Linked DNA regions of Homo sapiens: all the other regions are linked to region 5. A link is a loop called in an ENCODE intact Hi-C map of the cell type or tissue named here. Cell type or tissue: endothelial cell of umbilical vein. All regions are shown on one strand.

Evidence for each region. Peaks named below come from ENCODE experiments on the same cell type or tissue, not always from the same donor. Only the 100,000 strongest peaks of a DNase experiment are listed, where the experiment ranks them.
Region 1: it touches region 5 in a loop (4-fold over the local background); 3 of 110 quality-filtered maps call a loop at or near these places.
Region 2: it touches region 5 in a loop (8-fold over the local background); 97 of 110 quality-filtered maps call a loop at or near these places.
Region 3: a loop joins it to region 5, with 7 times the contacts of the local background. A loop is called at or near these places in 22 of 110 quality-filtered maps.
Region 4: it touches region 5 in a loop (6-fold over the local background); 11 of 110 quality-filtered maps call a loop at or near these places.
Region 6: it touches region 5 in a loop (7-fold over the local background); 17 of 110 quality-filtered maps call a loop at or near these places.
Region 7: it touches region 5 in a loop (13-fold over the local background); 5 of 110 quality-filtered maps call a loop at or near these places.

Annotation. Positions count from the first base shown.
Region 1 is chr3:159,090,726-159,094,725 of GRCh38, forward strand. The region is part of intron 1 of IQCJ-SCHIP1 (IQCJ-SCHIP1 readthrough); the gene reads left to right. The region is part of intron 1 of IQCJ (IQ motif containing J); the gene reads left to right. Among named protein-coding and RNA genes, the nearest start is that of IQCJ-SCHIP1, 23 kb to the left of the region's middle. In endothelial cell of umbilical vein, no CTCF peak of the experiment used is centred here; no DNase peak of the experiment used is centred here.
Region 2 is chr3:158,843,548-158,847,547 of GRCh38, forward strand. No RefSeq gene overlaps it. Among named protein-coding and RNA genes, the nearest start is that of MFSD1, 43 kb to the left of the region's middle. RefSeq lists enhancers at 2,333-2,627, 3,782-3,831. In endothelial cell of umbilical vein, a CTCF peak has its summit at 2,405 (motif pointing right); no DNase peak of the experiment used is centred here.
Region 3 is chr3:159,128,765-159,132,764 of GRCh38, forward strand. The region is part of intron 1 of IQCJ-SCHIP1 (IQCJ-SCHIP1 readthrough); the gene reads left to right. The region is part of intron 1 of IQCJ (IQ motif containing J); the gene reads left to right. Among named protein-coding and RNA genes, the nearest start is that of IQCJ-SCHIP1, 61 kb to the left of the region's middle. In endothelial cell of umbilical vein, a CTCF peak has its summit at 1,531; a DNase peak (open chromatin) is centred at 187.
Region 4 is chr3:158,725,786-158,729,785 of GRCh38, forward strand. All of the region lies in intron 1 of RARRES1 (retinoic acid receptor responder 1), which reads right to left. Among named protein-coding and RNA genes, the nearest start is that of RARRES1, 4.7 kb to the right of the region's middle. RefSeq lists a silencer at 3,583-3,761. In endothelial cell of umbilical vein, a CTCF peak has its summit at 2,160 (motif pointing right); a DNase peak (open chromatin) is centred at 2,166; H3K27ac peaks cover 354 bases.
Region 5 is chr3:159,251,311-159,255,310 of GRCh38, forward strand. It overlaps IQCJ-SCHIP1 (IQCJ-SCHIP1 readthrough), which reads left to right. Exons shown (of 10, transcript NM_001414413.1): 3 at 1,417-1,497. IQCJ (IQ motif containing J) reads left to right here. Exons shown (of 4, transcript NM_001042706.3): 3 at 1,417-1,497. Among named protein-coding and RNA genes, the nearest start is that of SCHIP1, 20 kb to the right of the region's middle. In endothelial cell of umbilical vein, a CTCF peak has its summit at 1,668 (motif pointing left); DNase peaks (open chromatin) are centred at 1,131 and 1,641; H3K27ac peaks cover 403 bases.
Region 6 is chr3:158,793,211-158,797,210 of GRCh38, forward strand. No RefSeq gene overlaps it. Among named protein-coding and RNA genes, the nearest start is that of MFSD1, 6.8 kb to the right of the region's middle. In endothelial cell of umbilical vein, a CTCF peak has its summit at 1,940; no DNase peak of the experiment used is centred here.
Region 7 is chr3:159,156,620-159,160,619 of GRCh38, forward strand. The region is part of intron 1 of IQCJ-SCHIP1 (IQCJ-SCHIP1 readthrough); the gene reads left to right. The region is part of intron 1 of IQCJ (IQ motif containing J); the gene reads left to right. Among named protein-coding and RNA genes, the nearest start is that of IQCJ-SCHIP1, 89 kb to the left of the region's middle. In endothelial cell of umbilical vein, a CTCF peak has its summit at 1,713; a DNase peak (open chromatin) is centred at 1,822; H3K27ac peaks cover 945 bases.

The DNA of each region.
Region 1 (4,000 bases), 160 kb before region 5:
ACAGCCAGGCCTCTCCCTTGAAAGGCAGAGCTGGGACTCACAGCCCATTTGCCTGACCTAGACTTGGGCTTCCCACCTTTTCTTTTCACAAAATTAATCAATTGGAAGGAATCGACAAAATTGTTCAGTTGTCTGGTTTCATGTGGACATAACATAAAAGCCTTACCAGCTTTCAGGAATAAGGGATAAAATGTGGTTTTGTTCTTTCTTAATTTCCCCAGTTGATTTGTATTATAATTCCTGCAGATGTAGCTAAAAACTAAATCCCTAAATTATAGTGGAAAGCATTAATTGAGGAAGTTTTCAAAATGATGTTAATATAATTAATGTTGACCTATGGAAACCCTAACTTGAATTTTTCTTAGGGCCTTTTTTTTTAAGAACTATAGTTCTGTCATCTTCATAATTCATCATCTTTTGCTACAATAACATTGATTAGAAAGAATGCTCCTGGATGAAATGCATGAATACAGGTGTAGGGCAGAGACAATATCTTAGTCTATTCAGGCAGTTAACAGCAAATAACATAGACTGGGTGCCGTATTAACAACAAAAATTATTTCTCTTGGTTCTGCAGGCTAGAAGTCCAAGATCAGGGTGCTGACACGGTTGGGCTCTTGTGAGGACCCTCTTCTAGGTTGCCTATTGCTGACTTCTCAACTTCTTGTTGTATTCTTACCTTGTGGAAAGAGTTATAGAGAGCTCTTTGGGGTCCCTAATGGTATTAATGGCACTAATCCCATTCATAAGGGCTCCACCTTCATGACCCAATCACCTCCCAAAGACTGCACTTTCTAATATCATCACCTTGGGGATTAGAATTTCAACAGATGAATTTGAGAGGGACACAAACATTCAGACCATAGCAGTGAGTCTGCAGTGTCAGAAATCAAGACAGTTATGAGAACCTAAAGGGGTATTTACACACACACACACACACACACGCATGCACACACACACACACACACACACACACACACACACACACACGGCAGCTTGAAGGACTTCCTTTGGCTAAAATTTGGGACAATTTGAGTATCAGAATGATAATGGCACTAAAATATTGTAACTTTTTAATAAAAATTTTAAAAGCCCATGGGTTCATAGTGATTCTAAAAAGAAAGAGAAAGGAGGAAAGAGTGGTGCAGAAAGCTATGCTTCATAGAATTTCAGCTAATAAATGTAGAAGGAATAATAGAATTAGATAATAACTATTTTGAAATTTCTAATAAATTAAGCAAAGAGTGTCAATGGATGCTAAAATCATTTTAGGGATTCAGAATATTCTCATACTCTCAAAGTCTCACCCCTCAGATGACTTAAATTGCCACAAGGGGGAAATGTGCCTCTACAGTGGAAAGCTCTGGAGGACATCACCTTCCCCAACCTAGCATCACCAAGAGGGGGTCCACTTGACATTATCTGCTTCCTGATGAGTTGCAGTAAGATGAATACAATATCACCTACATAGTACTCTTGGCAAAAATGTTAAATCAGAATATAATCACAAGGATACAGTCAGACAAATCCAGAATGTGGGATATTTTGTAAGACAAGTGGCTGGTATCTTTGGGACTGTTATAGCTATGGACAGACCAAACAGAAACATAGCATCCAAATGCACTATGTGGACCTTGATTGGATCCTGGATTCTCCTCTCTACCCTGTATAAAGACCATAAAAGACATTTTAGGCCTGGCGCTGTGGCTCACGCCAGTAATCCCAGCACTTTGGGAGGCCAAGGTGGGCGGATCACGAGATCAGGAGATGGAGACAATCCTGGCTAACACGGTGAAACCCCCTCTCTACTAAAATATAAAAAATTAGCCAGGCGTGGTGACAGGCATCTGTAGTCCCAGCTACTCGGGAGGCTGAGGCAGGAGAATGGTGTGAACCTGGGAGGCGGAGCTTGCAGGGAGCCGAGATTGCACCACTGCACTCCAGCCTGGGCGACAGAGTGAGACTCCATCACAAACACACACACACACACACACACACACACACACCATTTAGAAACAACGGGGGGAATGTCAATGTAAACTGTTATAAGATAATATTTCTGAATTAACTATTTTTTTTTTTTAGCCAGTATAGTATATTGTGTCATGTAAGAGAATACTCTTATTCTTAGGAGACATGTGCTGAGGTATTTAGGGGTGAAGTTTCACGATCTCTACAGTGTACTTTCAAATACCTAAATTTTCAGTGGACTTATGAGCTGATAAAATTGGTTTAGACTGTTAATTTATTGGTGACTTATTTGGACTTTCCTTATTTCTCAAGGTTATGATAGTTCATTTTAAATCCCTCGGTGGTAGTTCAAACTTTGACTCCCATTTTTATCTGCTTTTTGATTCCTTTTCACCTCCATACCTTCTTAGCAACAATGAAGCAAATGTCTGGATTTGTATTAATCTGTGTCCTTCAGAATCTTCTACTCACATCTCAGTCAGCAGGTGTAGGTTAGCATATAAACCTGTAGGATTCTTACCATTTTATTAGACTCTCGTGACAATTTGGCAAGAAGCATTTAGTGTTTTCCTTGTTTCCAGCCAGCCTTTGCCTGAAAATGAATCTACCTCAGTTTCCTAGAGATTGATCATTTTCAAAGAGAAAAGTCAGGAGCTTTTATATCACCACTTCCAACTCCTTTTGCTAACTAATTCTTCGATAATAGATGATATTCTCTGTATAAAGGTTTTACATCTTTTTGTCAAGATTTGGCTCCCACATTTCCAATAAAATGCTCCACTTTTGAGTGATGACCTCAGTTAGCTGTATTGTGCCTTGCCCTCGAAACTGATGTCACCATAACCTGGGGAGCCTGGCAGGACAGGGTCTACCTTCATTTTCATGATGAGGAGGTAGAGGCTGGGAAAGCCGGTGTATTAGTCTGTTCACATGTTGCTATAAATAACTGCCTGAGATTGGGTAGTTTATAAAGGAAAGAGGTTTAATTGACTCACAGTTCTGCATGGCTGCGGAGGCCTCAGTAAACTTATTAATACAATCATGGCGAAAGGGGAAGCAAACACATCCTTCTTCACATGGCAGCAGGAGAGAGAAGTGCAGAACAAAGGGAGAAAAAGCCCTTTATAAAACCATCAGATCTCCTGAGAACTTGCTCACTATCACAAGAACAGCATGGGGGAACCTCCTCCATGACCTAATCACCTCCAATGAGGTCCCTCCCCAAACACTTGGGGATTACAATTCAGATTACAATTCAAGATGAGATTTTGGGTGGGGCACAGACAAATCATATCAGCCAGTAAGAAGCCTTTGTCAGTCATACAGGTAATTAGTTGGTTAGTGATAGGAACAGGGTTTGGGCCTCCTGGCTCTTTGACTAGAGCTTTTTCTCCTTTACATGTTTTCTCTTGGCAATGTCCAAAATCTATGCTCCTAGCCATCTTCAAAGTGACATTTCCTTCATTCACAATAATGGATTGAGAAGCTGCTATAGGTCCAGACCACGACAGCCACTGGGGACAAAGACAAATATTGGCCTCAAGGTTCTTATGTTTGGTTAAAAAAACTAGATATTAGATATTACAGATATTGTAGAAACCAGATATTAGATAGCAGAGATTTGATATTATAGAAAAGGAAGGTGGAAAATTTCTTCAGAGGCACCTCAGTGGTCTTCAGGATCTTTTTTGTTTTAATTCTCTGCAGTTTTTTGTACAGGATCTGCTTTTTTTTTTTTTTTTTTTTTTTTTTACTATTGGAAGTTTTAAATATATGTCCATGATAATTTCTTTGATTCTAGAGCCAGCATAGGTCTGGGGAAGTTTTAGGAGGACAGATATCAGACCCTACCTTACACGATTCCATCCTTCAATGTTGTCTTTCTTTGTACATCTACAAAATGGAGAGAGCCAATGTGTCACCCTGGGATGAGTTCACTGAGAAGCAGAGAATACAGGGAATCCTTGTGAATCCCTTAGAATCCTTAGAACAGAAAAATGAGATTAGAATTGGTAAAAGATGTGTGATC
Region 2 (4,000 bases), 410 kb before region 5:
GTAAGGAAGAGCCACCCTCACCCAGTGTGAGCGGGCACCATCCAATCAGGTTGAGGGCCTGGATAGAAAAAAAAGGCAGAGGAAAAGCATATTCACTGTTTCTGCTGGAGCTGGGACACTCTTCTCCTGCCCTTGGACATCAGAACTCCAGGTTCACTGGCATTTGGACTCTGGGACCTGCACCATCTGCCCTCTGGGTTCTCAGGCCTTCAGCCTCAGACAGTTACACCATTGGATCCCCTGATTCTGAGGCCTTTTGACTCAGAATGTGCCACACCGCCGGCATCCCTGCTTCCCCCGCTGGCAGATGGCATATCGTCGGACTTCTCGGCCCCATAACTGCTCAAGCCAACTCCCATAGCAAATCCCCTCTCCTGTATCTGTATAGGAAGTATAGATGGCAATATGGTCCTGGGCCTGGAACAGAGAGAGTGACTGGTCAGACCAGTGTGGGGCTGTTGAAGTGCACGCAGGTGACAAATGACCAGCATCCCAAGCAAGCCCATGCAGGGTGGATGCAGAGCAGGAGATGCTGCTGAGGCAGGAGTGACGGGCCTCATTGGATGTGAGGCATGAGCCAGATGAGTTGAGGGTGTGTCTGAGCTCTACAATGTTGATGACTGTGTGGGTGGTGAGGGTCTGAGGTGAGCACCAGGCTGAGGACTGGAGTTCTGAGGTTGGTGCGGGGGACAGTGGCTCTCCATGAGGTTGGTGCAGGGGACGGTGGCTTTCCATGCCTCAGCCTGCTGAGGGGCTCACCACCCTGCTCCCTGGCTTTAAAATCTGGAGAGCAAAGTTTTTATGGCTGGGCGAGTAAAAAAGCTGTTTTCATTCATTTTGTACCCTATAATTTGTTCATCTGGGGGGCTGGAAAATGCTTAGTAATTTCTGGTGAAGCTGCCTTCCCATCTCCGTGTTGGCTCTTGGAGGGAAGCCGAGGCGGGAATCCACCATGATTTAGCACTGGCTTGGGTCTGGCAGTCCACCCACATGATCTTACTTAATCCTCAGAACAACCTTGTGAGCAAAACATTATTACCCCTGTTTTATGATGAGGAGATTGAGGGTCAGAGAATCCTCTAGGGCCTATTAGGACCCCTAGTCTAGTAGGCAGTACTCTGATCTGGCCCATGGGCTAATGCCCTTCAAAGGACTGTTTTGGGGTAGTGAGAAGTGCTCAAATCCCACCTGTGCCAGGAACAAGTATGCCTTCTAAAGCGCTCACCATATCTCTGAGCCATGATTTCCTCAGCTGTTGTAAAATGAGACAATCCCTTTCTGGGGAGACTGCTGTGAGAATTACCTAGAAGAGAGGCAAGTGCCCCACAGGGCTGCCACGAGGGAGAGAACCCACACATTTTCTCTTTCCCTCTCTTCCCTCTGCCTCTTTTAGAGACAGTGGTAACCTGGAGACCTGAGCTCTTTGGTTTATGTGGCTGGGTGGGAGGGCAGGTGTGGCTTTGCTACCCCAGGATGGACAGGGTCACTTTATCCCTGTCTGTTACTGTCTGTGGACCCAATTTTATCCACCACTGATTCATATGTTGAAGCCCTAACCCCAACGTGACTGTATTTGGAGTAAGAAAGTAATTGTGGTTAACTGAGGTCATAAGGATGGGGCCTAATCTGATATGATTGGTGTTCTTATTAAAAGGAACACTGGCTGGGCACGGTGGCTCATGCCTGTAATCCCAGCTCTTTGGGAAGTAGAGGTGGGAGGATCATTTCAGGTCTGGAGTTCGAGACCAGCCTGGCCAACATGATGAAACCCCATCATTACTAGAAATACAAAAATTAGCAGGGCGTGTTGGCGAGCGCCTGAAATCCCAGCTACTCGGGAGGTTGAGGCAGGAGAATTGCTTGAACCCGGGAGGCAGAGGTTGCAGTGAGCCAAGATTGTGCCACTGGACTCCAGCCTGGGAGACAGAGTGAGACTCCGTCTCAGGGAAAACAACAACAGCAACAACAACAACAACAAAACAGAAACAAAGGGACACCAGAAAGCTTGCTCTCTCTGCCATGTGAACACATGGATTTAAATCTGTGAGTTGACTTTAGCATTTAATATTTTATCTCCATCTGGAGAATATCTTGAACAAATGAAACCATTTGATGGAGTCTCATAAATGCCTTCAGACAGTAAAAGTTTGTTTTTATAAGTTTTTAAAAATAATAACTTGATTCATATGTACAATTCTTAATTTGCAAAGATGAACTAGGGACTTATTTACATCACAGCATAATTACTTGATTTTTAACAGGTTTATATAAGGGGGGCCCCCTGTGTACAATTAATTAGGTGGTGGATTAAAGTAGCAGGTGGTTTTTTTGGAATTAATTTTCTAACGTGCTTCAAATCCACTGGATAACTTGATGTTATTTGTCCACCTGACCACTAGGTGGCAATAAAGACCAACAGGTTACAATCCCTCCCGCTACCTGCTGCCCCGCCTCAACCCCAGAAATGGAAGCCAGAATTAGGGTCTTGTCCAGGTATAGCAGCTGTGAAAGAGATATGATTCATTGAAGACATGTAAAAAAATCCCACCGATCAAAGAATCTCCTATTGGTCTGTTGTCTGCAGTTACTATGTTAGGTTCACACAAAGGAATAGAGTGTAGCCAGTTGAAAGCTGCCTGTTGGGATGATTCTTCAGACTATCCCGTGAGATAGGCATGGCAGGCACCTTTCCCCCATTTTACAGCTGAGGAAACTGAGGTTCAGAGAGGTTAAGTAGAAGTCATGTCTGTGGTGATTTGGGGAAAGCCTGGACTTTTTACAAAGCAAAGATTCAGCAAGTTCCCAGATTTCCGGGGAATGTTTTCTTACCTACTTGTCCCTCCAGTGCCTGTCACCACCACCTGGAAGAAGAAAGACATGGAAATAAAATAGCAAGTCATCTCTCAAGTCACTAGATATAGCACCTCTGTCATAGATGACAGAACCCTAGCTCAAAAAGCATGATCTGGAGATAATAAAAAGAAAGATAATATATAATATTAAAATAAAAACTGACAAGAGTGAGACCCCTCTCCCATCCAAGTACTAACCAGGCCCAACCCTGCTTGGCTTCTGATATCAGGCGCATTTAAGGTGGCATGGCTGTAGACACATAGCAACCCTATACTCAGTTTAAGATATACCTTGAGTCTGATCATAAACGGCACTGATGTTAGCTTTTTAATGATTTTGTATTATATTTTTACAACGTAGGCTTACATTTTCTCTGTACCTGGGCCCCTCTTCCATGTTTGAATTGTCCTGAAATATGGGAATCCAAGGGCTTTTATTTTTTCACAATCAAAGCAAATTGGGTTCTTTAAATAATTTAGAAGACTTTCTAGAGACAGTGAGTACTTAATTTCAATAATTAATTTGTACAGCAGCTTGCACATTTTTGTGTTCTGTTTACAAGGATCTGACACAAGTTCAACTTTGTGTAAACAGGGAGTGATTGGGAAACTTGTATTGTCACAGCAGAGAAGGTGGCTGCTCTGAAATCAGTGTGACTCTGGAAAAATAATTACTACCTTTCTCTTTTTAATCCGTATGTACATTTGTGTGATACCCCAAATTGACTCTGAAATCAGAATTTTTAAACTCAATTAATGATGTGGTAAAAATAGCTGTAGCTATATTGTCCTGTAGTTGTGAAAGCCCATCACTGCCTCTAGGCTCAGGACTCTGAAAGGGGATTTTGAAAAAATCTTTTTCCTTTTACTTTCATTTAGCATCAAAGATCTTTAAATGCATCATGACTGAGTCTTTCCTGTGTGCTGTGTATGAAGAAATGTAAAAAGCTGGTTTGGTTTGGGGCAAGATAAGATATCAGTTGCAGAGCCGGGGGCTCCAGGAGTCGTGGCAAAGTTGCCTAAGGCATCTGCAGAGTAGGGGCTGTATCCCAGGACCCCTCCTTTGATCTGGTCTTACCCTCAGGCAGCATGTTCCCCTGACAGCCTGCCTGGAAAATGCTACTTACAGTGCTAACACCCTGGTGTGC
Region 3 (4,000 bases), 120 kb before region 5:
CCTACCGTGCTTTGAGAACAAACTTCTCCTTCACAATATAGTCTGACTCATCTTTTTCTACCCAAGTCTTGCACAATTCTTAAATACTTCCTCATATTCCATCCAAATGATGTAGCCCCTTGTTTTCAGAACTCATATGCCCTTTGTTTTCCTGTTTCTGTCTTTGCTCATCCTGTTTCTTCAGAACTCTATTTCTTTTTTTTATCCCTATCTCTGTTTGCTAAAATCTTATCCACTGCTAAAAACAACCACGCATACCAACTCATCACACGTTCAACAACAACAATAACAACAAATTTTTCAACTTTTATGAAAAATTACTATAACAACATTGATAATTTGGAAAATAGAGGAGAAAACAATCACAAGTCTCTGATGTATTAATAATTATTAGTATTTCCATCTCGTAGATAAGGAAACAGAGGCCCTAAGAGATTAAATAATTTGCCTGGGCCACACATCCTGTAACTAGCAGAAAGTTGGGATGATAACAAGTCTACACCAAATCTGCTGATTTGTGAAATAGGAAAAAATTTTCATTTCTGTCTCTTGTTTTCACTTAATAGTTTGAGAAGCTCAGGGCTAGTCCTATAGAGCTAGCCATTTCCCCCTAAGTAACATCTGCAAATCTAATTGCACCTGAAAATATATTCCATTATTTGTAACCTCCTTGCCTTCTAAGCTTGTGGCACAAGTTGACTAGAGGTGGGGTTCTTTGTTTGCTCAGCACTGTCATAAACTTGGTGAGCATCTGTGGTGGTAGAAGCTCAAAAAAGCCAAATTTCTCTGTGTAATAGAGGGGAAAGAGTTGTAAAGTTCCCAGAAGAAAAGTTCAGGGGAGAGGAATGAGAACTAAAGGGAAATCATTTGTATGGAAGGAAGGGTGTGGTCTAAAAGAAAAACCTCATAATAAAGAGCAGTTTTAGCATATAGAAACATTTAAAAATTGTTTCATTTTGAACTAATATACATTATCCCTGATGTAGATTCATACACAGCAGTAAGAAATAATACAGAGATATCCCCTAGGCATGTCACCCAGTTTCCCCCAGTGGTATTATCTTGGATAAGTACAGTTCAGTATCACAACCAGGAAACTGACATTGATAAAATCCACTGACCTTATTCAGATTTCACCAGTTTTACATGCACTTGTGTGTGTGTGCACAAGTGGGTGTGTGCAGATGCCGATGTGTATTTGGCTCTATGCAATTTTATCACAAGTGTAGATTGGTGTGAGCAACACCACAGTCAAGGGAAAGAACAGTTCCACCATAGGATTTCTAGTGTTGCACTCCTGTAGCAAACCATCTCCCTCCCCTCCCCATCCCTAACCTCTGGGAACCTCTAATCTTTTCTCCACCTCTATAATTGTATCATTTCAAGAATGTTATGTAAATAGAATCATACAGTAAACTTTTAATATGAAATTTTCAGTTATTTGTTGGGAAGTTTTGTGATATAAGCACCTCATCTGTCTTTCTAATGTCATCTTGAGTCTATGCTGCTTGCTATTGCTTTTACAACTTAGGCCACGGGGAGGCAGTATGTGATGGAATGCAAGTTCCTAGGAATTGAGAGATGTTGTAGGTAGAGCTTTGACTTTCAAAGACCACAGAATTGGTGGAACTGTGAGCCCACAGTACCTAGATCTCTAAGGGGCAAAAGAGGTACATGTGACATTGCATGAGATAATATTTGACATAGAGCAACTAGAGATGTGAGTGCATTCTGGCCACATCATCTGCTAACTGTGTAAGATGTTTCCTCATCTGTAAAATGAGGATGATAGTGATATCAACATCATAAGGTTGAGGAGAAGATGAAATAAAATACATTGTGTACCTTGCCTGGCATGTATAGTTTGAAACATTGTAGCTTCTCAGGTATATATTTATTTCACAAATATTTATAGAGCATTTCCTGTATGTCAGGAAGCACCAGGGTCAGATACAAAGGTGAGCAAGGGTAGATTAATCTCTAAGAAATATGTACTTCTTTTAGTTAAGTGGAGTATGGTTATAGAAAGCATACAAAAGCAGCAATAAAGCATAATTTAGTCCGATTTACTTTTCTATAGAAATATAGTTTTTTTGTTTGTTTATTGCCTGTTCCCTTCTGCTATTGATCCAAGCTGTTAATTATCACCTATCTTTCAGAAGAAAAGTGTTAATTGCTCCTTTAATCCTTAACTCCTTCATCTGTAAAATAAAACTTTATCTTTCCTACCTCTCAGGATTATTCTAGGGAAAGAATTTGGGAAGAACAGAGAAGGCAAAGTATGTAAAAGAATTGGTAAACAGCAAAGAGCTTGTGAATGTGAGGTACCACAAGAGCAGCATGGAGGAATGAGCACATACCTGGAGGTAGAAGTCCTGGGTTCAAATCCTGTATTAGCCACATGGTGCTAGTTGTGTGACTCGGAGCAAGTAATTCAACTACTTGGGGCTTCAGTTTCTTGACATGTCAAATAAGAATGACATCACACATAAGTATGTCTCTCTCTTAACGTTGTGCTCTGGGCACTACACACCACCCCCCGCCTCACCCCCACCCAAGTCCCTCTCTACTTTTCTCCTTTTCTCTGTGCTCTGGGTGCCTGATCCCTCTGAATGCCTCATCCAGCTCCCTGGCCAGTTAGCTGTCAATTAAATTTGGCCAATGAGAGGCATTGGCAAATCAGAAAGTTATGGGAAAGAAGCTGGGGCACTTCTTTGCTCTCTCTGCTTCTGTGCCTAGTATCTGGCAAGGATTGTGCCCCTCCTTGAACTCAGTCTCCAGGATAAACCCTCCTAGATGGTGCAATTCTCACTGAGCTTTAGTAACATTATATTTTCCTGGAGGTTGATAACAGCTGTCTACTGTTGTAAGTTTCTGGATGCCTCACCATCCCTTACTAGTTCACTTTTTCCTCTCTGCACCTCTGCACTCCTTTCATTAAGGTCTGTTCCCTTGAACCAGCTGAGCTAATTATTATTCCTGCCAAGATCCCAACTGGTACAGGTGGGAAGGGATTAAATTTAAATATAAATGAATATTATTTAGCCTTGGGTCTGGCACACAATAATAAACAGTGATTCTCAGGCTCTCATTTGTCTACATGATTTTGCTTAGTTTTTGTGCAGAGAGTACCTTCTTTTTATTCCTTATGGCTTACATCAAATCCACTCTTTTACATTAAGTACACACACACACACACACACAAATAGAGCAAGCCTGTTTTCCCCATCCAGAGATTATGCTGCCATGAATTTGCCTCTGTCAGCCCTTCCAGCTGACCCATAGATCCTCACCCTCTGTTTGGAAACTATCTGTATTTTTGTACTAAATGCTAAAGAAAGATCATGTGCAAGTTAGCAGAGCTTCTCCTGGGATTTTTACAGCCTGCTGTTTTCAGTTGAGAAGGTCTTGGAGTTTCTTGTTTGTTTGTTTTTTAAGATTTAGGCTCAGAATTGGAAGTTACCTTGGGGTTGTCTCCTTCAGCTTCTTTTTCATACATAACCCAATCCTTTTAAGCTCTAAGTAACTAAGAAGTGTGATTTGGAGAAAAATTAAAAGAAACCCCTGCTCTTCTCCCACGATATCCAGGCATGGATTAAGATGCTGTCATTTGAAGATCTTTCTGGCTGGATTTTTCTTCCCCTAAATGATTGAGTTAACACAATTAATTTTATAGCATCTCCTCTGGTAATCACAAATGATTTTTTATTATATAATTTCCAGTAGGAGAAAGATGGGTGAGTAATGAAGTTGTGTGACCAGAGACAAATAATGTGGTTGCCAATATTTGGAGTCTAATTCAATCTGTTTCCTGCCTTTGGATGCTTTAGACTCCTGGGATTTTAGGAATGGAAAGAGCCTTACTGATCACCAATCGATTCCTCTTACTAACCGATAAGGCCACTGTGTGAGGCTCAAATTTAGGAAATTACTTGCTCATTTAGGAAGATGTCGTATCTAGTTTTTATGGCTAATGAATTCAAAAGCATAATCTAAGTGT
Region 4 (4,000 bases), 530 kb before region 5:
CACCCCATGCTAGACCCAGACTCTGCGATCAGAGTCTGCAGACCGGATGGCTGCTGTGGTGGGTGATGGGGTGGAGACCGTAGGCACATCTGTGCTATTTCAGCACAAACATTGCCTGGAAGGAGAGATTCCTGCCTGTCTCTTCTGTGCTTTCAGAATTGTTATGTTTCATCCTTAGGGCAGTGTGAGGGCACTGAAGAGATCCTAGTTTATCTTGCAAATATCCCCCTCCCTGCTGTTCTTTCCTAATGCCTATAAAAGCCCTTAGGAGCTTTCCTTACATGAAAATTAAGACTAGTTCACTTGAGTATTTTATTACTTATCTTCTCCCTTAGTTCACTTGAGTATTTTATTACTTATCTTCTCCCTCTATGTTCATTGCAGCCTTTTTAATTCTCCAGTTTTTGTTTCAATGGACAATTTAATGTTTTGCTTTCCTAGTCTCCTGAATCACCTCAAAATTATTGACATTAATGGAGAGAAGACCTCAAGAGCAGTAATTAAATTATGTTGTATTAATGTGCTTTATAGATTGAGAAATCACAAAGGAATAAAGGTTTTCATAGTAGAGTAAGTGCTCTCCTAACTGCCTTGTGGCCTAGTGGACAGGGCTCCATGCTTGCTGTCAGACCCACGGTGGACTGAACCCCCGAGCACGGGCTCCTGCCTAGTGGCCTATATGGGCCTGGCCTGATGCTTACCCAAAGCCAGCTGCTTTGCTCCCAAACTTGCATATATCAGATGTACTTAGTACCTCATTACATAAGTAAATATTCTGTAAACTGGTGAAGAGCGGGTACAAACAAAGATGTCATGTCCATGAAGTCAAGTTAAATGCTTTAGAAATTTAGCTGTTGAATTGGTGTTAATAAGCTGAGATTAGGCAAGGAAAAGTAAAAGCAGAGGGTTGTTCAGCATATTCTTTGAGAGCTCATTCCACCATAAGTAAACAAAAATGGAAACCACAAACGATTCCCCATGGGTGTGTTTTCTTGCTAGAAAGACTGTGATATGATTTGGATGTTTGTCCTCTTCAAATCTCATGTTGAAATGTGCTTTCCAATTTGGAGATGAGGGGGCCCTGGTGGGAGGTGACTGGATTATGGAGGTGGGTCCTTCATGAATGGTTTGGCACCCTCCCCTTGGTGATACGTGAATTCTTGCTCTGAGATCTGGTTGTTTGAGGGTGTGGCAGCTCCCCACTTGCTCTCTTGCTCCCGTTCTTGCCATGTGACATGCTGGCTCCCTGTTGCCCTCTGCCATGATTGTAAGCTCCTTGAGGCCTCTCCAGAAGCGGATGCCAGCACCACACTTCCTGGGGAGCCTGCAAAACCATGAGCCAATCAAAGCTCTTTTCTTTATAAATTACCCAGTCTCAGATATTCCTTTATAACAATGTAAGAAATGACCAGTGCAGACTGGAAGGAGCTCCAGTTAAATGGCCTTGGCCCTATATCAAAAGATAGATGATAAATGTACACTTACAGATTTTATTTTAAATAGAAGCAATTAAGATATGGGCATAGCTCCCCTCTCCCCATATGCTTTGATCAAGTGTTTAAAGTATGTTTCCAACCACTGGTCTTGGCCTGGTCAGAGGGTGTTTTGTTTAAGTGGCCAATTCCTAAACAATAGTGGATTCCAGAATGGGTTGACTTTCTTACAGAGTGTGTGCACTTGAAGATTTCAGCTAGTCTCTCAAAATGTTAGTAAAAGGCCGGCCTCTCACCAAATGCTCCACGCAGAGCCAGTGGTCCCAGAACTTGCTGAGTGGCAAGAGGAGACTTGTCTTCAAGTAAGGGACAGCCTTGAATAGTCAGGAGCGGGGCAAACATTGTGGGGATGATCCAGGAAACCCTGGGAAGCATAAGATCGCTCAGCACCATCCAAAATCTCCCACCACTCCAACTGTGGGTCCTGAGCCTATGCCATGTAATACTAGAAAAGTAAAAGCCTCATTGGTTATGGAAAGGTAGTGTAAGGCCAGGTAAGAAAGGCATCAGGTGGGGGCAGTGAGGGAACACAAATCGTGGTCTGTGATTTCGCCTACAATTAGCAACAAAACAAAACAACACTTCCTCCACTCCACTCCACCCACCTCCAGCTAGCACTTAGTTCTTCCTTGAATTTACTACCACAGCTATTGCTGCATTTCACCACCAGAGGGCAACAGTATTTTTAAAATGAAAGATAACTTGACGCGCCAACAGCTCACAGAATCAAAGAATTTCAGCGCGAGAAGAGGTCTTAAACATCATTTAGTCTAAAGGCTTTCAAAACTTTTTAAAGCTGCAGCCCACAGCAAGAACTGAATTTCTCATTATGACCTAGGTCATACATATATATCTGAAACACATTTGGAGACACTACTTACCCTTGCTTTCGCAATACACTCTAATCGTTTGTAGTCTATACTATTTCGTTTAAAAAAAAAAAAAACCGGATCCCACACTAAATTGGCTTTATAACCCTAGTGAGCCCTTAGTTTGAAAAACCCTGACTTCATCTCAGCCTCTCATCTTACAAAGGAATGCAGTGACCCCTAGAATTGGGAGGGATACCCATGAACTACACTTCTCTTCCTTACCTGGCTACCTGCTCGCCCCTCAGGGTCAGTTCTGGATGGATGATAGACATTGTGCAGCAGCTGAGCACTCAGTCCAACAATGCACTGGTTGGGTAGAGTGCAAACCTGAGTTTGGAGGGATCAATCGTGGTTTCTTTTTCTTTCTTTTTTTTTTTTTTTTTTGGTTTTTGAGACAGATTCTCGCTCTGTCACCCAGGCTGGAGTGCAGTGGCATGATCTTTGCTCACTGCAACCTCTGCCTCCCGGGTTCAAGTGATTCTCATGCCTCAGCCTCCTGTGTAGCTGGGATTATAGACACGCACCACCATGCCTGGCTAATTTTTGTACTTTTAGTAGAGATGGGGTTTCACCATGTTGGCCAGGCTGGTCTTGAACTCCTGACCTCAAGTGATCTGCTTGCCTCAACCTCCCAAAGTGCTGGGATTACAGGCGAGAGCCACTGCGCCTGGCCCATGTTTTACTTCTCCCCAGTGCTATGACTGCTCTTATAATGGAGGCAGGAATTTCTTATGACTACACTGAAAGCTCCATGTAGGTGTGTCTACACTCTTCACTCAGGCAGTGGAGTGCTTCAAAACTGAGGGAATCTCAAAGAGGCCTTCCCTAATGACCCTATGCTAAATATGAATTAGGCCACACTTCTAGCCCAGTTCCTGGCACAGAGTAAGCATTCAATACATAGCTAATGGATGAACAGACTACCCCTGAACTCACATTTTTATACTTTCTAATTGGCACTCATATCTTATATGACTCCTTAGACCACCTGACATTGTTGGCAGAACATGAATTATTTCCATTCCAAACAGGGAAATAGCCAGAAAAGACTTAAATAACCTTTCCCAAAGCCATTGGACTAAATGATGTTTAAGACCTCTTTAAGATTTATGTAACTTATATAAAATTCCCAGCCCCTGCATCCTCACTGGAGCAATGCAGGGGCTGGGAATTTTTACTTTATTCACTCGGGTTTTGAGAGCTAGTTTGATTATTTTATGAAGGATGTCAAATATCTTATTTTATTTTCAAGGGGGTGACTAAGTGCATGATAATGCAAGTTATTTTATTATTCCTTTATTTATTTATTTATTTATTTGAGACGGAGTCTCGCTCTGTTGCCCAGGCTGGAGTGCAGTGGCACCATCTTGGCTCACTGCAACCTCTGCCTCCCGGGTTCAAGCAATTCTCTATCTCAGCCTCCCGAGTAGCTGGGATTACAGGTGCCTGCCACCATGCCCGGCTAATTTCTTTTTGTATTTTTAGTAGAGAAGGGGTTTCACTATCTTGGCCAGGCTGGTCTTGAACTCCTGACCTTGTAATCTGCCCACCTCGGCCTCCCAAAGTGCTGAGATTACAGGCGTGAGCCACCGCGCCCAGCCTATTATTCCTTTTTAAAATGGTTTGGAAGGGGAA
Region 5 (4,000 bases):
AACCTGGACTATTTGAATAGCTTTCTAACTAGTTTTATGTCACTCTCCTTGCTCACTCCCACCACAAATCATCCTTAAACCCTCCATTTATCATATTTCCCTGCTCCAAATGCATGGAGCTCCCTGCTGCAATAGATTATGATCTACAGTGTGAAAAGCTTTTCACACTGTAGATCATAATCTATTGATGGTTTGTTAAATAAATTTGGTGGGTCACCACTGACCTTTTAAAAAAAGTTTCAAATATAATTCAAAAATCAAAGTATATCACATGTAGTTGGGGGAGTAATGTTTCTTGAAATTTTTATTGCACACACACACACACACCCCTACCTTACCACATGCACAAGTACTGAATTGGGATGTTAAATATATTACCTATGAAAACTTCAGTCAGTGGGATTAAGTTTAATAATCCTGATATTAAAATACTCCAACCAGTGCCTTCTGGTGGAGAGAGCAGTGAGATGTGAGTTTTAATGGGGTTCCTCCTGTACAGTAAATTTAACATTATCTCTCCAAGCTTCAGATTTTTCAGCTGTACAGTGGGGAAAGTGACTTAGTTAATGGAAGTTACTGTGATAAATAAGATAATGCACATAAAATGCCTATGACAGTGTGTTATACACATTATGAGACCAGTAACTATTAGCTTTCTGCTTATCAAAGCCTATTTCCTTTTGTTCTCCTATTTTTTTCATCCACTTCGACCAAATTTCTCTTTATTTTCTAAAAATATCCTTTGAATGTTTTCACCTCTATTTGTTTTATTGTCTTCCTCATATGTTGCCCTTCACTCTCAACTTACCTACTTCCTATCCGTCCTTCAAAACTCATCCCAAGAGCTGCCTTCTCCATGAAGCCCTTCTTGATCGTTGTAGCACTAAGAGTGCTATAAGCTCACTGAAAGCAGTGATCATTTCTCTATAGCCCTCTGCCTTTCTACAGGTCAGAGATCCATGCTTTGTTCCCAGTGGAAGCCCTGAAACGGCTTACAAATGAAAGGAGGAAAGGTCCAGTGGCAGTGGTACTACTGGGGATGAGTAAGGTCTTCTCTACAACTTACTAGTTGGCCAGTATCATGGAATTTATAACCATATCCTTGTGTTTTTTCTCCCCCTGAAATTGTCCAATATGCTCCTTTTCTTTTCTCTTAAAGGAAATGATTTTCATACCATAGCTATGAATGTTAGTTGAGAACAGCAAAAGGACAACAGAAATAAAAGTCAAAGCCACATTTTTTTTTTCATGATATGGTTACTCATCCATCATCCATCAACAGGAACTTTAATAAATTAAAATAAACAAAATTGAATCTACATCTTATTTTACACATAAGTATAAATTAGCAGTATTATTGCTATAGATGTTAACCTTCTGGATTGGGAGATATTGAGACATTATTTCTGTTTCTAGTCACCAGCTGGCCATGGATGCAGAGAATAATATTGAAAAGTATCCCCTCAATCTACAGCCCTTGGAATCAAAGGTGAAAATGTAAGTTATTTCAAAGTATAAATTAAGCAATTAGTTCTAGTTTTATGAATTCCTGAATAAATCTGGAATTTTCGGGCACAACAGTTATGCATCTTTATTTTACATTCATGTGCTGCATATTATTTCCTCCCTCTTCTAAGCAGGAACACAGCTACTTTGGGTACACAGCACCATCTACTGGGTAGTACAGGGAATTATTTGCTTGCCATTATTTTCACCACTTTTTGGTTTTTCCATTTCTTGTCTAGTACAATCCTTTAACTTCCACTAGCATTTTCCTTTGCCTTTCGTCTTAGTAACTTGGTGGTTAATTCTATCTTTGAACAATTTGGTTATTTCCACCTCAAGCCATCTATGTATCACACACACACACACCCTTTTAAAAATCCTCTTCTTTCTATTTCAGCTTCTTTTCAATTATTTTGGGAAAATGTTTCTTCTCTTCTTTTTTTCTCACTTCTTATCCTTTTCTTCTTATTGTCTGTTAAGATACCCAAATGTAAGCCTCCTCCCCCATTATAAATGACTATTACCTTAAAATAGTGCTAACAACATCTCAATATTAACAAAATGAAACTAACAAGATCCAAATTGAGAAAGACTTTATTATAGAACAAAATATTAACCTTCTAAAACCATTTTAAGTAGAGAAGGGGCCTGTTATAATTACCTTGGAAGCAATTTCAAAAATATTTATGACCGTTTTCCGAGATCTTTTCCTGTTCTGATTTTCCTTCAGAAGCATATATGAGAAATGCCAGTGAGTGTATATTTAATCTCTCTCCCCACCCTCTCCCTCACAAACACACACACACACACACACACACACTCACACACTCAGTATAACACTCCGAGAAGCATGAGAATTTAAACGAGAATGTTAACATATCTGAGCTTGGCCAGAATCACTGATCTGTTTTTTAACGTGCAAGGAGGAATCTTTTAGAAAAGAAATCGCCCTAAAGAAGGGCACCTTGAGGTGTGTACAACGTTGAACAACACCAAGTTGTTGCTGGACTTAGGAACTAAAACAGAAATCACACAAATACATAATATCCTGCTGGATAAGAGCAAATACCAATACATACCCCTGTAAATCTATGTTAACCTTGGTCACCAGTAAAAAGCTTGCCTCTGCATGAGCATAGAAGGCTACCCCTCAAGATGAAGTCCAAACAAGACTTCTGAACCAGTGGGGTGCCCAGCTACAAAGTTCTGTGTCACACTTACTAAATACATAATGAATCAGGCTATCGAATCATTTTGTGTAAGCAGTGTGTCAGCCTCACTACACAGGACATTAGTTGGCAAACATAGGTTGCTTTATCATTAGGAATTTTCTCATTAAGATAAGGTCCTGTTAAATGAAAATGTGCTGGTGAAAGAAAAGTTGGTGTATGACAAATTAGAGTGTTTAATGTGAATGCTGAAATTAAGTTAGAAAAACTCCTGGGTCTTTTTCAGTTCCCATCACCTTCAATATGTAGGGGCTGTGGGGTAGGTACCAGGAGAAGGACTAGGCAGAGAAAAAAAATCTCTGTGCTTCAGATTCCAGCCAGCTCAGAGAGCCTGAGATTTTATATTTGTTGATTTGTTGGAGGAGTCTCAGCTCAATGAGGTGCAAACAGAATGGTTTTTATCTCTTCTAATAATTCTGAATCCCATTTCTGCTCACTGGAGAGAAAGGAAGGAGAGAAAACTTAATCTTGCCCAACAATAGAACTTGAGTCCCATTGGAGAGTTTAGTCTAGTTCAGTGACTTTTGTCTGATGTGGTTATTAAATTCTTAACTCTCATGGCAGGTTGAAAATCTCCTCTCTGCATACATGAGACCTTTTCTACAGCTGAGTATTCTGCTTCCTTCCTTTCCCTCTCCTCTTTCTATCTCCCCTTCTCTCCTCCTTCCTTCTCCCTTCCCTCCTTCTCCCTTCCTTTATCAGTGTTACCTCTCCCACCCCCATGTACTAAATACCAAGACTGCCCCAGGTTTCCTATGAATAGATGGCGGACACTTTCACTCTCAGCAGTTGTTTCCTTTAACAACTGTCCTATGTTTTGGGACTCTGAGGGAAGGGGCCATTGGGTCTCCTGTAATCCCCCCAATAGTATAGGCTGCACATCCTCAATGGGTTTGTGCCCCTTGCTCTGCGGGGGCTTTGCCCCATGATGCACCAAGCAGTGCCTTCCTCCAGCTGACCGTGGCATCTTCAACAGGGACAATCTTGGGATATTCTCATTCCTGCTTTCCAAGATAAGTTTTTTTAGTCCTGAAGAGCATTGGGTATAAAAAATGTGCCCTTGTCCCAGGTACCACGGTCACCCTGTATTATCACAGGCTTTCTCTTAGGGTCTTTTGACTTCTTTTGGTGGGGACCAACTGAGAGTCTATCTTCTCCTGGGGGTGGAGGGAAGTGAGGGTCAGTCCACCATAAAATCCCCTCTCCTGAAGGCTCTCCTTTCCCCTCCATGATGAGAAAAGAGTAAACAGTTCCCATACAGGGTG
Region 6 (4,000 bases), 460 kb before region 5:
CTTTGTGAAATTGTGAAGAAGAAAAAAGAAATTCATGCTAGTTTTGCTGTTGCATCTCAAACTGCAAAAATTATGGCCATCCATTGTGTGCCAAGTGCTTAGTTAAATGGAAAAGGTATTACATTTATTGGTGGAAGACATGAAGAGAAAATGTGTTCTGATTGATGGCAATGTTAGGCCAAAAAGCATTCAGCTACATGAAGACTTCAGCAAGGGATCCCCTAAAACTAGTGACATCAAGCCATTTACTGCAAGTAAGGGATGGTTAAACGGATTCAGGAGTACAGAAGGTCAATGGTAGCTTATTGCTGTCACAATGACTACATCATTCACCTCACTTCATCTCATCATGTAGGCAGTGTATCATCTTGCATCAACATAAGAAAATATGTACAATACAATATTTGGGAGAGAGGCCACATTCACATAACTCTTTTTACAGTGTATCATTACAGTTGTTCTATGTTATTATTAGTTATTATTGTTAATCTCTTACTATGTTTAATATATAAATTAAACTTTATTATAGGTATGTATGTATAGGAAAAAAAACATAGTTTACATAGGAGTTCGGTACACTCCATGGTTTCAGGCATCTACCTGGGGAGTCTTGGAAAGTGTTCCCCCAGGATAAGGCGGGGGCTAGTGTACAATAAAAAGCAGTATTTATTAAGCACATAAACATTCTTTCAGATCTATTATTCATTTATTTAAATTTGTAAACATTTATAGGGTACAGGTGCAATTCTGTTACATGCATAGATCATGCAGTGGTCAAGTCAGGGCTTTTAAGGGTATTCATCACCCAAATAATGTACATTGTACCCATTAAGTAATTTCTCAGTACAGAATTTCTCACATTCACCCTCCCAACCCTTCACCCTTCTGAGTCTCTACCATCTATCATTCCACTCTCTATGGCCATGTGTTCACATTTTTTAGCAGTCACTTAGGAGTGAGAACATGAACTCCCTAGACCTCTCAGTGGACACTTTCCTGCTATCTTGGCCACTAGTTTTGCCAGTTAGGCTCTAAAATATAAGGACAGCCTTAGACTCCTAGAGTACATATTTTTCTTTTAAAATTGGTACTTCATTTACATAATAATACAAAAACTTTTCATTCCTGTGATTACATAAGTCAGCATAAACTATTTTTCATGAGTCACTATATGGAAGTAAACCAACGTCTAATCCCATGATCCAAATCAACGCAGTTATTTTCACCAGACTTCAAAGGCTGTCTTTGCACATCTTCTATGTAGAGTTGGATGAAGCTAATATAGAAGTTGAGAGAGTCAGAATCTCTTTCTAAGGCCTTTGTATATGATGTTGTTTTTGCCTGAAATGCCCTTACTCTGCCCCTCCAACCCCCACTCCCAGTCTTCTTCATTCTTCAAGATCAAGCTCATTTTTCACTGCTTCTGGGCTCCCAAGCAGAACCAGACACTCCTCTCTTGTCCCATACTAGAAACCTGCACTGCTGGTGGGGAGAGGTGGGGGTGGGGGTAGACCGGGGAGACAAAAGAAGGCATTGAAGGGGTTTACATCTTGGCTTCCAATATGAAGGATGAAGATAAAGAGAATGTTTTGGCTCACACAGCACTCAGGAGTTGTAGGAAGTAAATGCACATGAAGACTGAATCCAGAACTTGGATTTTTAGGAGTTACCCTATTCTCTTTTCTGTCTGTGTGGCTAACTTTGCTCCAGAGGCTGCAACCACCCCCACACCTGTGAAACCAGGCTGGTCAGTCTAGTGACCTTGTGTCCAAGATGATAAAGCCTATACTTACACCCCAAATTGCTTTCACTTTCCCATCACTTGATAATTATAAAATAAGTGCAATTTGTTTGGCTAATAATAGGTCAACACAGTTAGAATGAGCAAGTTCATTGTGGACAGGAACAGGTTTTTCCACAGCAGTAAGCTTCCTTTGTTACACCACTAGGTGGTGTAACGTGCTCCTGATTTAAGGGATTCACTTATTAAGCAGTTTTCAAGCTGGCCCTGTTCTAGATGTTTGAGATACAAAGATGCACAAGACTCTTAGGAGGTCAAAGTGTGGTGTATATAGTTTCAGATTTACAGAAAAGTTGTAAGGCTAGTAAAAAGAGTTCCCACATACCTCTACCCAGACACCTGAAATGGCAACATTTTACCATGTTTGTTTTATTCTCTCTCCATATACATATATATCTAATATATGTACATGTCCTTTGACTTCTAAATATCTCAGTATGTGTTTTCTAAAAACAAGTTCCTCCTCCTCCTCCTCCTCTTCTTCTTCTTCGTCTTCGTCTTCGTCGTCTTCGTCTTCGTCTTTTCTGAATTTTGCTCTTGTTGCCCAGGCTGGGGTGCAATGGCTTGATCTCAGCTCACGGCAACCTCCGCCTCCTGGTTTGAAGCGATTCTCCTGCCTCAGCCTCCCGAGTAGCTGGGATTACAGCTATGCGCCTCCACACCCGGCTAATTTTGTATTTTTGGTAGAGATGGGGTTTCTCCATGTTGGTCAGGCTGGTCTTGAACTGACCTCAGGTGATCCATCCGCCCTCCTTGGCCTCCCAAAGTGCTGGGATTACAGGAGTGAGCCACCACGCCCGGCCACAGGTACCTTCTTTTATAACCACAGTCCAGTAGTCAAAATCAGAAAATAAATGCTGACAGAATACAAATTACTTACAGAACTTAGATTTTGTCAACTGTCCCAATAATGTTCCCTATAGCCAAAGAAATCCTGGATCATGTGTTGCATTCAGCTGTTATGTCTCTGGAGTCTTCTTTAATCAGGGCAGTTCCTTAGTCTTTTATGACACTGAGAAATCAGGCCAGTTATTTTGTATAATATCCTTCAATTTGGGTTTGTTTGATGTTTCCTTATGCTGAGATTTAGGTATGATGAGCTTTTGTTAGGTAAATCACAGAGTTTTGTGTTTTCAGTTTCAGTGCATATCTGGGGGCACATAATGTCACTTTGTTCCAATACTGGTAGTATTAACTATGATCACTTGGTTCACGTATGTGGGCCAGGCTTCTGCACTATTTTTTCCTTTGTCATTAATAAATCTCTGGTGAGGAGCTACTTTGAGATTATGCATATATCCTTTACACTTCAAACTTTTATCCACTAATTTTAGTAACTACTGATTCTTGCCTGGATCAGATATTATGATGATGCCTAGCAAACAGTGGTTTTATATTTCCATCATTCCTTCTACATGTATTGATTGGCTTTCTATTACAAGGAAGAGCATTCCTTTCTCTTCTGTTTGTTTAATATTTATCCCAGGTCTAAGGGAAGAATGTACACTATCTTCACTGCCATTTAACATTGAACTGGAGATACTCACTACTGCAGTTAGTAAAGAGAAATCAATTGAAGGCAGGAGAACTAGAAAAGAGTGAGTAAAACTCTTTGTCTTTGCAGATGGTATGACAGTACACCTGGAATATCACAGAAAATTAACAGCAAAACTAAGTCAAACTAGAGAAGAATTCAATAAGTTGGCAGGACATAAACTTAACATACATAAATCAACAGCCTTCACATACATAATCAGTAACATGACATAAAGGTAGAGAAAACTACATTTACAAAAGCAACAAAGAATAATAAATTTAACAAGAAATTTGTAAAATATATATGAAGAAAACTTTAAAACACTCTCAAAAGACATGAAATAGTTTGAAAAACTGGAACACCACTTTTTTTTTTTGTATGTGATGACTTAACATTAAAAACTAAAGTCTCCTTAAGTTAATTTTCAAAGTTCATTAAAAAAATACCAGTTTTCTTATGGAGCTAGGCAAGCTGATACTAATTTCAGGTGGAAAAATATGGAAGAATATCCAGGAAAACAAAAATAAAAGCTATGAAAGGGGACTACATCTACCAGTCACTAAAACATATTCTAAGGCCTCTAAAATAAAAACAGTGGTCCTTGTGCATGACAAGAAAGAGCAGTACAACCGAAAAGAAAGTCCAGAAGTAAACCCAAATAC
Region 7 (4,000 bases), 95 kb before region 5:
AAAAGCTTCTTTCAACACTAAGGCATTTCTGGAGATGACTTTGGTCATATCTTGGGGAAGGAGTGCAGGTAGAAGAGGTGTAAAGAGACAGAGCTCCAGGTGTTCCACTTTTGCATACCCTTAAGTTCATGCATAAAATTTTCTTTAGAAGAAGGGTTCTAGTACTAAAATAAACATGCAAAAACCAGTGCCCCAATCAATAAAAAGGCCTTAAAGATATTTGAGCCTATCCAATGATTAATAACATATAAAGATTCATCTTCCAATTCAGCTATGAGAAGGAGGCCAGCCAGGGGGCTTACTAGACTATTTTCAACTTTTTAAGTCCTTATAACCTACACCTGGCTGTTTTTACCAATGGACCTGGCATTTCAAAGCTGTAGATAATCCAAAAGTCAGTTATATTTGAGTCTGTGTTGTGTGGCCTGATCTTTCCACTGGCAGATTTACCTTCTTAATTGTGTTTTTCTTAGTCTAATACTGAAATTAATTTGCATTTCCCAAGCACACAATGGCTGGATAGTTGTGGAGAGGAGGAGGAGACTGAGAAGAAAAAATAAGGGAGAAGGGTTGTTGTCCAGGGAAGCTGGCTCAGGCTTTGGCATTCATCACACATCTTTGATCTGTGGACATCTCCTCACAAGTAATTGCAACGAACTATGGTATGGCCAATTGACCAGAATCACTTTTCAACTTGCGGTCAGTCTGCTAAAATAAATGTATTTATAAGTGGCTCCCTTTTCTTTTCTCGCCTCTTCCCTCCATATCATTTTTTCTCATGATTGTCTTTATCTTCTTAACAAAAACAAACATTTGACAATGTTTCTGGTCAGTGGAAGCCTTAGGCAATGTTGATGGATAAGCAAACATTTATATGATGAGTAGTGAACTCATTGTAGCCTACAATTAGGTCTAAGGTAAAACTTTTTTAAAAAATGTTTTGAATAGATGTTACATTTATATGGTCTCAGTTTAATATATACCTATAGGTATAGATACAGATATAGGAATGTGTGAAGGTAAAAGTGAACAATTTCCCTTCTGCCCTTGTCTAACATCTACATGATTCTCATGGCCCAGCATACAAATAACCACTATTATTAGAATAATTTCTCATATATCCTTCCACTTTATGCACATACAAACATATATTCATTTCCTCTTATTTACACATGGGGTTGCATACTACGCCTACATTATTGTGCATGTTATTTTCTCATATAACATATCTTAAAAACACTTCAGTGCAGAGGGAGCTTCCTTATTCTTTGTGTAGATCCAAATAATATTCCCATATGGTTGGGCAGCAGTTTATTTAACCAATTCCCTACTGAGAGACATTTGGGCTGTTTCCAATCCTTTTCTATCACAAACAATGCAACAATGAATATTTTTTGTGCACCTGTGCAAGTAGGTGTGTATATAAATTTTCAGAAGTAGAATTACTAGGTCAAAGAGAATATTTATTTGTCATTTTAATATAAATTGCCTTATATTTATATGTGCAATTTTCTTTTAAACCAGTTTTTCTGTTATAAAATGTTTTAAAGGTACTGTTTTGTAGAAAAACTACAAATCTTTTTAAGTTAATTTTGAGATGTTCCCTTACAAGCAGCAGTTCTAGAAGCTGCAGGGCTGATGTATCTTACAGAGCCATTGTATTAGAGGCCAGTGACAGCTGCAGTGATGATGCTGGAAGCCCTGTAGGAGGCAGAACAATACGTCCTTGAGAAAGTGGAAAGTTCTTCTGATGAAGAACAATTACTCAGAAGTTTTGTGAGTTCAGGTGGTGAAGCTTCTTAGTGGTGTCATTGGTCTTCCTTCCCTGGTGGTTGATTGAAAGGGTTTCCGGAATTCTCAGAACCCAATTTTGGAGAGCTGCCAGCATTATGATTAGTACAATGCCAGCATTATGATTAGTACAATGCCAGCTATATTTGTCTGCAGGAGCTTTTAACCTGGGATTCATGGACTGTTGAAGTCAAGGATTGGTGAACTTGGGTGGGAAAAAATACATTTTTGTTTTTACTAACCTCTATGTGAAATGAAACATTTTCTTCAATAACAACTGTAAGTAAAACCAGAGTAGAATTGGCAGTACCTGTGACTTTGTTACTAAAATAAATGAAGGATGTAGCCATGTCACACTATAGTCATTGCAAATATTCTAAAACATCATTTACATTCATCATCATGTCAAATGGTGAAGTTATTTGACCCACTCCTAGTGTCCTAAAATTTATACTTGGAATCTGTTTTAATCAGGTATGGTAAGATAGCAGACACAGACATGATTTTCATGAAGGAAGAGGTTCATACCCACAGGTCTCTAGAAACTGGAGGCCCAGTAGGCCACACAGAGCCACATGGGAAGCACTGGGATTGGTCAGGAGGCAGGAGAGCCACATGGGAAGCACTGGGGTTGGTCAAGAGGGGAGAGCATGGCCCATTAAAGGAAAACCCCTTTGTTGTAGTTTTAATAGGAAGAAAGAGGTGAAGCAGCATGGGTGTGCTGAGTAAGCTAAGATTAGATAGTCTGAATGATTTTGGTGGACTCTGGGCTATAGAGGTGGTCCCTCCTTATCTGGTACCTGGCTATGGGGTAATTCAGGACAGAGAGAATATTGGCTGGGTGAGAGAGAGCTTGATAAAGGAGAAGGTTGGGGCTGTGGGCTCTGAATTGATTGTAATCAATCAAGTCAAGTATATCAAGTATATTCAAGTATATCAAAGGTGTGTTTGTAGGAGGGTAATTTGCTCTTTCTAGGAATTAGCTAGCTCTGGGAGGTACAGTCTCTCCATGATCAAGGCTTCAAATACCAGCGCATCAAGCACACAGAAAATTTTAAAAATCGTCAATACAGCTAGATAGTTATTTTATGTGTTGATAAATAAGCACAGGTACTACATAATCATAGTTGTGCTTTAAAAGTATTTTAATAACTATATTCCATTCTTATTAGCTTCCTTTGTAAACCCATGTAATTTATTTTCTGTCTTCAAAAACATTATCCTGAAAAGGATACTGCTATGGTTTGTATGTTTTGTTCCCTCCAAATTTCATGTTGAAATGTGACCTCTAATGTTGGCCATGAGCCTAGAGGAGATGTTTGGGCCATGAGGGTGGATCCCTCGTAAATGGTTTGGTGCCATCCCCTTGGTTATGAGTGAGTGAGCCCACAACTTTCCCTCTCTCTATATTACTCTCTCTCTCTCTTTCTGTCTCTCTCTCATTATGTGACACACTGCTCCTCCTCACCTTCCCACCTTCCCACCATGATTGTAAACTTCCTGAGGCCCTCACTAGAAGTAGATGCCGACCCTATGCTTCATATACAGCCTGCAGAACTGTGAGCCAAATAAACTTCTTTTCATTATAAATTACCCATCCTCAGGTATTCCTTTGCAAATCTGACTAACAGAGATACCATGGTCTTCATCAAATGGCTCAAATGACATAAAGCTATCAAGAGAGACAGTTTCTTACTTGACTAACTCTTCTGTATTTTCTATTTTCCTTTCTTCTGGACTGAGGTTCGGCAAAACTTAGCACAGAGGCAAGATATTGGGAGAGATGCTGCCCTGTTTCCATCACCAACACTCACACCTTCATCCGGGGGAGGAGGTACTCATTATGGCTGTAATTTTTTGAGCACTTACCACATATCCAACATAATTCTATTATTATTTTTTTCTTTTTTGAGATGGAGTCTTGCTCTGTCACCAAAGCTGGAGTGCAGTGGTGTGATCTCGGCTCACTGCAACCTCTGCCTCTGGGGTTCAAGCCATTCTTCTGCCTCAACCTCCTGAGTAGCTGGGATTATAGATGTGTGCCATCACGCCCAGCTGATTTTTGTATTTTTGTTGTTGTTGTAATTGTGATTTATATTTTTATTTTTTTATTTTATTATTTTATTTTATTATTATTATACTTTAAGTTTTAGGGTACATGTGCACAATGTGCAGGTTAGTTACATATGTATGCATGTGCCATGCTGGT